Linked DNA regions of Homo sapiens: all the other regions are linked to region 1. The links are chromatin contacts, found by Hi-C or POLR2A ChIA-PET in ENCODE. All regions are on one chromosome and are shown on one strand. Each heading gives the region's core, a stretch centred on a gene start or an enhancer-like site at or near the end of the contact. The rest is flanking DNA. Distances are from core to core; before and after follow the strand shown. Region 1 holds the start of ARMCX1 (armadillo repeat containing X-linked 1). Region 2 holds the start of ARMCX2 (armadillo repeat containing X-linked 2). Region 3 holds the start of ARMCX4 (armadillo repeat containing X-linked 4).

Evidence for each region. A loop is a pair of places that touch in the nucleus more often than their neighbours do. ChIA-PET counts read pairs that join two places held with the same protein, here RNA polymerase II (POLR2A). Pooled maps may share reads with other maps.
Region 2: a loop to region 1 is called in a map of aorta, with 4 times the contacts of the local background. The contact joins the promoter of ARMCX2 here to the promoter of ARMCX1 in region 1. A Hi-C loop is called at or near these places in 1 of 168 maps with a recorded cell type or tissue (aorta) and 6 of 50 pooled maps.
Region 3: a loop to region 1 is called in a map of endothelial cell of umbilical vein, with 3 times the contacts of the local background. The contact joins the promoter of ARMCX4 here to the promoter of ARMCX1 in region 1. A Hi-C loop is called at or near these places in 4 of 168 maps with a recorded cell type or tissue (chondrocyte, dorsolateral prefrontal cortex, endothelial cell of umbilical vein and 1 more), 1 of 37 single-sample maps with no recorded cell type and 16 of 50 pooled maps. POLR2A ChIA-PET finds 5 or more read pairs at or near these places in 3 of 52 experiments (MCF 10A, Panc1 and WTC11).

The regions. Positions count from the first base shown.
Region 1 is chrX:101,549,279-101,551,819 of GRCh38, forward strand. It overlaps ARMCX1 (armadillo repeat containing X-linked 1), which reads left to right and starts at 1,269. Exons shown (of 4, transcript NM_016608.2): 1 at 1,269-1,382; 2 at 1,693-1,746; 3 at 2,291-2,355.
Region 2 is chrX:101,658,583-101,661,123 of GRCh38, forward strand. It overlaps ARMCX2 (armadillo repeat containing X-linked 2), which reads right to left and starts at 1,268. Exons shown (of 6, transcript NM_177949.4): 1 at 1,176-1,268; 2 at 837-919; 3 at 494-566.
Region 3 is chrX:101,484,187-101,486,727 of GRCh38, forward strand. ARMCX4 (armadillo repeat containing X-linked 4) reads left to right here and starts at 1,270. Exons shown (of 6, transcript NM_001256155.3): 1 at 1,270-1,344; 2 at 1,837-1,906.

The DNA.
Region 1 (2,541 bases), core at 19-2,518:
TGGGGAAGGAAGGGAAGGAGCCAAAGGTATTTACTCTGATTGGTCACCTGAGTAAACGTGGCATTTACCACCTTGGTCACTCATCTATATATATTTTTGGAGTGAACAATAGATGGGTGCCTGAATACAGGGGATGAGAGGCTATGGAATGTGGAAGGGTGGGAGGGCAGCACCTTCTTCCGCTCTTGACAGGGCAGGAAGGATTAGAACATCGCTGCATCCCTCACACCCTCAGGTGCCTCAGCCTTGGTAGACTGGAATTCAATTCAGAGGCAGGTGATCAGAGTAGCCATCAAATCACAAGAGGTTCATATAACAGTCGGTCAAGACTTTGGGACGTTAAATACATGCTTTTCTTTAATTTAATAAGACAGGGTTGTGTTGCTTTAACTTATCAAATTGCAAGTTGATTCAAAAATAGAAAAAGTAAGGAATTATTTGTGTAAAATGGCCAAGATTAGACAACTGGTCGTCTCTTTGTGGAGTAATTCATAGATCATGTAAAAAAAATCCATTTTTTTTAAGAGATAGAGGCTTGCTCTCTGTCACCCAGGCTGGAGTGCAGTGGTGACATCATAGCTCACTGCAGCCTTAAACTCCTGGGCTCCAGCAATCCACCCACCTCAGCCCACTTTTCAATTTTAAAATGAGTTATTTTGTTTTAAAAGCTACTAATTGGCTGTAACCAGTAGAAATATTTTCCTACTGTTACAAATAAAATAACGAAATTAATGAGGCCTTTTGGGTTTTCTCTCCCGTTTAAACTCTCCACTCAAAGGAAAATAGCATCATTTTATTTTCTCAATATAAAAGTAATGCGTTACTGATTTAAAAACAAATGAGCAGAAAAGTTTAAATAAGACACTCCCACGATCTATCTCCTTTTCTAACATCTTGCTCCACATTTTACAGGGGTGCAGAAGAAATAGGACATTCATGACTTGTGATGGGGGGAGGTATAGAGAGAGACAGTTGGACTGGGACTAGAGAAGATAAAAAATTATTCCTCGAAGAGGAAGAAAAGGCCAACGGACACGGGAGCAGATACAGCCTCTCCCTGTAAACCAAAGAAAGGCAAATTCACCACAAAGAGAAGCTACTTCTAGTCTCCGGGGTTGGCAAAGAGGAAAATGAGTGACAGGACCTGATGTGTCAGGGAAGGAAGGGGAGGGCCGGCTTCTGCGGCGCTGCTGATGGGAGTGGTAATTGGGGTCCTGATCTCATGGTTGACGTGGCCCTCACGTGAGCTGGAGCCGACGCGTGCAGACGTCCTTCTAATCCTAGTCTTCGTTTGGTCCGGTTGCACTCTTCCTATAGCCCAGAGGGCGAGAGGGCCTGTGGCCTGGGGGAAGGAGGACGAGGTTCTGCCTGGATCCCAGCAGGTTTGTGTGTGGATGGGCGTTGCCAGGGGATCCCTGCGGCGCGGGCAGTGAACCGTGGAGGCCGAAGGGGGAGCACAGTTCACTTTCTCCAAACCCTTGCAGTATCCCTTGCCCTTTCTAGAACAAAAATGGTAGACCTTGGGGCCGGATTCCAGGGGCGACCCCAGACTCGGGCGTCGTGGGACCTTTAACATCCAGGGCCTTGAATCAGGGAGGGCGGATATTCGGATTCATGTCCTGTGTGCTGGCCCATCTACCAAGCCAGAATCTTGGGGCTGTGCGTCTGACAGTCATACCCCTTTTCTTTCAGTAGGACGCTGTGCCATTTGGGAACAAAGGAATAGTCTGCCTGGAATCCCTGCAGGTCAGTGTAAAGCTGGAGCTGTCCCGCGGCGCCCAGAAGGACTGGGATGACTGAGGTCCTTGCCTTAACTTGGGCCCTTTACCGACTCTCAAGCAATCTTCCTGCCATTTTTTTTTTCTTCAGTAAAAGAGGATGTAACAGTGGCTGCAGGAAAAGTGCTTGTGATTGCGGGTAGGGTGCGTTGGGGAGAGGAATAGAAGAGATCGGTTGGTTTTGTTTTTCTCCTCGGATTTTCCATATCCCCCCTCGCCCCGCCCCGCTTCCAGTGGTTTGAAAGGGGTGTGGTTTTGCTGGGAAAATGGCCGACCGCTGGGGCTGCGGGAGGGAGTGAGGGCCGGGGGCGGGGACGGGGGTAGGGGAACACTACCAAGCGACAGGGCTGGTGTCAGCGGAGTCCAGAGAAGTGAGGGTAGGGTGAGAAACAAAAAGGTAAAATCCATTGACAGCCAGGACCCTGAATTAGGAGAAGTGGATATTGGGACTCCCCGAAGTGCTTTTCTGTCCGCTGAGCCTTCAGTTTCTGCCTTGTTGCCTGTGTCTGCAGATCTTGGGGCCGGAGGCCAGTCCAACCCTTGGAGCAGGAAGAAACGCAAAGTTGTCAAGAACCAAGTAGGTCATAATAAGGGTGATGGCATTATTTGGGGGTGGAGCATGGTGGCGACTGCAACTCGAATGGGCCCGTGGACCCCTTCCATATCCCCCTCCTTCCCTCTTATCTACACCATTTCGGAGCTTGCAAAAGAAATTGTTCTGCAAGTACAAGACAGGGAAGAAAATAGCTGAGAAGGGGTGGGC
Region 2 (2,541 bases), core at 18-2,517, 110 kb after region 1:
CAGCATCCAGGACAAGGGTCTCAGTAACTGCCTTTTCGTGTTTGCACATCAGAATGTCAAATGATTCTACCTCTCAATTCCTTCAACTCTTCTCACCCCACCCCTCCCACCTCAATCCTCCTCCTGCGCAGGCTCCCCAGGCACTCAATCCCTCCTTCCGCTTTGCCCCGCCCCCGTCCGCCATTTCTCCAGGACACACCGCCACACCCCTTCTCCTGCAACGAAGCGGGAGGGGAGCGGGGCGAGGGTGCAGCAAAAGCTGGATGGGACGCGGTATGGGGGACTCCTGCCAAACAATTCAGTGTTCCCCTCCCAGGATCACCCATCTTTCGCTCCCCAGCCCCTAGGCCTAGCGTTAGCCTGCAGAAGAGGGGCCTCAACGTCTGCCTTTTCGGGTTCAGGGTCGAGATTTTCCACGATTTCTCTGCTATGGGCTCTACCTCCCACTTCCCACAAATCCCCCCAACAACCGCCATTTCTCCCGCCTGCATACCCGAATTCCTTTTCCAGGACTGAAAAGACGGGGGGTGAACGGCTGTGTGGGCCGGAGGTGTCTGGAAAGCAGTCTGCGAGTTAACAAGGCGGTTTAATACCAGATTCTCTCAGGGTCCGCCCCCTCCCCCCCACCTCCCGTGAAGCCCAGACAGCGCCAAACCCGCCACCTCTCCAACAGCAGCTGGTACACCCATTTCCCAGCACTCCCAAATCACAGAGGGTCGGCTGGGGGATGGGAGGGTGCCGGGGCGGTGGTGGGGAAAGTCAGGGTGGGAGTGTGCCGCCCAGATTGTTACCAAATTGCATGCCCCACCCCCGCCTCCTGGTTACCCTTTCCCAACCTCCCTGCTGGCCTTCTATGCGCTGCCACGTTTATTTCTCTTCCCTCCTCCTCTCAAAACAGGACGGAATGTGGGGTGCGGGCCTGAATATTATAAACAAAACCAAAAAACACTGGCTGGAAAGGAAGTAAGCGGATTCTTCGTAAAGTCTATCAAAAGTCTTTTCGTTTCCCCCTCCCCCTTTCCCCACCGCCCACCAAAATGAGCCGCGTTTGAGCACCTCAGGTCTGGAAAGCCGGCCAGGAGTGGGGGAGACCGAGGCACCCGCGGCCTCCGACTCCCGCATCCCTAGATTACCCCTATTCAGGGGTCCCAGACTGTGCCCACCCTCACACCCACCTGCCCGAATCTGGGGGAATTTTCTCCTCCTCCTCCTCGCCTGGGTTAAACGCACGGCAGCGAGCTGCGCAATAGAGTTGGTACCCAGAGGAGGACGGAGAACGACGGTCAGGGCTTTAAGTACCTTTGCCCACGTCAGCTCCTGGTCACGTGAGGGCTGCATCGCCAGTAAGCTTGGGTCCCCAATTTCCACTCCCACCAAGAGTACGAGCCCCCTCCTTTACTTCCATTCCCATCTCACCCCACCACATCAGGTCCTGTCACTCATTTTTTTGTCTTTGTAGTCCTGGAGGCCTAAAGTAGCCCCTTCTCCCTGCTTTCACAATTTGCCTTTCTCTGGTTACCTGGGAGGGGCTGCATCTTCTCGGAGGGCTACTGAAAATTTTTACTTTTTTGTTGGGGAATTGTTTCATCCTTTCCTGGGCTACTGGACACTCTTCCATCTCTCCACCTCTAGTTCCTCAGCCCCTAGTCCCCAGGATTTTCCTTGCAGTTGACTCCCTGTTCCAGTATAGTTAAGGGGCAGAGTGTCAGAAAGGAGACAAGGAGTGGGAGTGGGGTCTGTACTTCTCAAATACTTCTGTTTTGTTTTCAAAACTATCATCATGCTTTATTTTTATAGTAAGAAAATTCAGTAAAACAAGAATTCAATGTGGGAAGTAGCAACAAAAAAAGGGTGGGCATGTTTTGTAAAGAAAAAAGGTTTCCTGCGTCCATTGGAAAGCACCATTAATTTTGGTTAATTTTTACCGAATAGAACATGAATTCTTTTGGTCACATAGGAAATAGTTTTTAAAATATGCTAAGGTATTTGAACATCTAAAATGGAATATTTCTCAATAAGATAAGCATATTTCCATGTGATCTGTAAATTGATCCACAGAGAGATGTTCAGTTCTTCAATCTTGTTTATTTTGGACAAATAATACGCTACTTTTTTCTCCTTCTGGGACAGCTTTTAAGTTGCATAAATAAATGATCCTGTCTTGTCCTGTTAGAGAAACACATTTATTTAATATTCCCAAACCATTGCTGACTGCTGTGTGTGAACCTCCTGTAATTTGATGGCTGTAACCATGACAGTTTTAAACACCTGTCTTCGGATTAGGTTCCAGTTAATGATTCAACTCTGGGCAAAAGGAAGAGCTGTGAGGCCAAGGAAACTGAGTGTGGTGGGTGCAGAGTGGTCAAATCCTCCCTGCCCTGTCAGGAGGAGGAGGGAGATGCTGTCTCTCTACTCCCTCCCATATGCCAGAGCCGCTCATCTCCTGCATTCAGGTACCTGGCTCAGTTGCTCACACCCAAAATATATCCAGACAAGTGACCAAGATGCAGACCTGGTTAAATGTCTTTGGCTCTTTCCGTC
Region 3 (2,541 bases), core at 20-2,519, 65 kb before region 1:
CACAGTCATCCACAGACCCTCACCACCATCTCCACTGGAAAATATTGAACACTCGCCACTGCTAGGGTAGTATGTAGTACATGAATGGCAGACACCGGCGAGATCTCAAGTGTTACGACGGATGAAAATTCCACCTGTTAAGTCTCCTTTCCATCCAAGCTCTAGCAGTTGGTTGTTCCATGGGTGTGGTGAGGCTGATCTGATTACATGCTTATGTAAAATCCAAATAAAGCCCCTTGAATGGAAAACAGGTTAATTTGGGAAGTCACTAGTAAAGCAGGTTAATTTGGTAAGTCACTAGTAAAGCACTAGGCTCATCAGGAGTTGGGTCTTAAATATATCCTCTAGAAGTCTTCTCTGAAGAAGGTCTTAGACACCTGAAAAAAGATGCTGAGTTCAGCCAGAACTTCAAAAGTTACAAATCACCTGTGTAAAATTGTCAATATTAGAAAACGAAATGTCTTTCCAAAGATTAACTTATAGATCATATTGAATACGTGCTGGTTTTGTTTAGGACAATTTTGTATTTAAAATGTCAAGAATTACTAGTCAATTTTGAAAGCTGTAAAATAGTTTGCAGTAACAGAAGACATTTTAAAATGTGGCACAAAATAATGTAAACAAAAGAATGAGTCTTTTGTTATTTTTACACCCTGAATATTTTTTGTGTCAAATGAAAATGGCTATACTGTATTTTCTGATTACAATATTAGAAAAGAATGTCATATTAAAAGAAAAAAAAGGAACACGAAAAAGAAAATTAAAGCTCTACTTGCACCTTCTGCTTTCCTTCCTGATACCCCCTTCCACAGCCCATTTGGTGCAGGCATTGTACTTAGAGAGGGCAGGTCGTGTAGGGGGCGGGTGGGGAGTGCTGGTCTTATAGTCTAAGAGAGAAATAAGTGATTACTCAAAGAAGAAACATAAAAGGCCACAGCCAAGGGCCGGGAGTGGGTAGGGGGATGCAGACCCTCCCCTGTAACTGAAGATGGGTAAACTCCAACCACAAGGCGATGATGCCACTTGTGGGCCCTCAGATTGGAGAGGACGGAGATGAGTGACAACGCGTGCGCACTGGGGCACCGAGCACAGACCAGAGAACGGGGATGTCTGTGCGTGCGGAGTGGAGGAGGGGGGAGTTCCTGGTGACTGGCCGCCGGCCCTTGGTGGGTGGTAGGGGGTGCTGGGGAGGAGGGCGAGCTCGGCGGTGACGCGCGGTCCTCACGTGACCCGGAGCTGCAGAGCTACGCAGCCTTCGTTGCAGTCGTCACTCGCATCTGGCTACCAGCTCCCCGCTGCCCTGCGCTCGGCGGGCTGGCATCGGGCCCGGGGAAAGCGGAGCAGGTAAGGGCCCTGGGGCCCGCGCGCCCTGGCCAGGCCGGCAGAAGCTCACTGACCCCGGCAGCGGTTACGGGGCTTGAGGGGGCGGTGGTCTATGCTGCCTCAAGTTCGAGGAGCCTTTGCCTCTGATTCTCCCTAGCCCCCTTGCCCCCGCCTACATCTGTGCAGGCGAACCGTGGGCTTTGATTTGTGGGGAGATTGTCTCTGCCAGAGGGAAATACAGAGATTGAGATGCCCATCGCTCTAATCACTGGCCACACATGTCCGCTCGCTTCCTGCTCAATTTAGTGGAAGGGATGCGCCACGGTGGCGTTTGCAGAGAAAATGGTGGGCCTTAGAGACTGGACGGTGGGGTTGGTAAGGGTGGTGTCTCAGACTGTGGGGAGGGACGTTTGATAACCAGGTTCCTGAACCCGGAAAGGCGAGTATTGGGATCTATGTCCTGGGCTCTAGACCAACACTAAGTGGTTTTACTCTCTCCTGTCTGTCGGACAGTAGTTCGGTGTAGCACTGTTTGCGGCGAGGAGAAAGGAAGGAGAGGAGAAAACTGCACTGGATCAAGGAGGTTAGTGTGAGTACAGACACTATCTAAACCATTGGAGTTCCATATGAATTCTATGACAGGAACTTAGGTGCGGCTGTCTGAATGGGATGTGGGGTGGGGCTAGCTTGGGGACTTTCCCTAAACTGCATTTTACTTACCAAGCTTAGGACTTTTAAATTGTATGTTGAAGACCAATGAAGACAGCAAACTTTTCTACAGATGCTTTTATTTGCATTTCAGATAATATTGAGAAAAAGATAAATTATATTAAAGAATATTATTATTATTATTATTTTTTAGATAGCCTTTGGTGGGGAAGGATAGTGATTTTGTAGAAGCAAAAGGCTTCCCCTATAGCTTTTCTCTTCTGCTGGAGACTCCTAGAGATAGGTTGAAAGGGACGTGGACAGCAGTAGGTTGTGGTTCTAGAGTATGGGATCTGGGGTCTCCCATCTCTCCTGCCATCCTTCAGTTTTCCAGATCCCTCTACCTACCTGACCATCTTGGTGAAGGAAATGGTGGGCTTTTGGGGAAATCCCTAGAACCCTACAGGTGGTTTTAAAATAATTTGCCTTGTTGGGCCTAGTAGCTCTTGCCTGTAATCCCAGCACTTTGAGAGACCCAAGCAAGAGGATTGCTTGAGCTCAGGTGTTCAA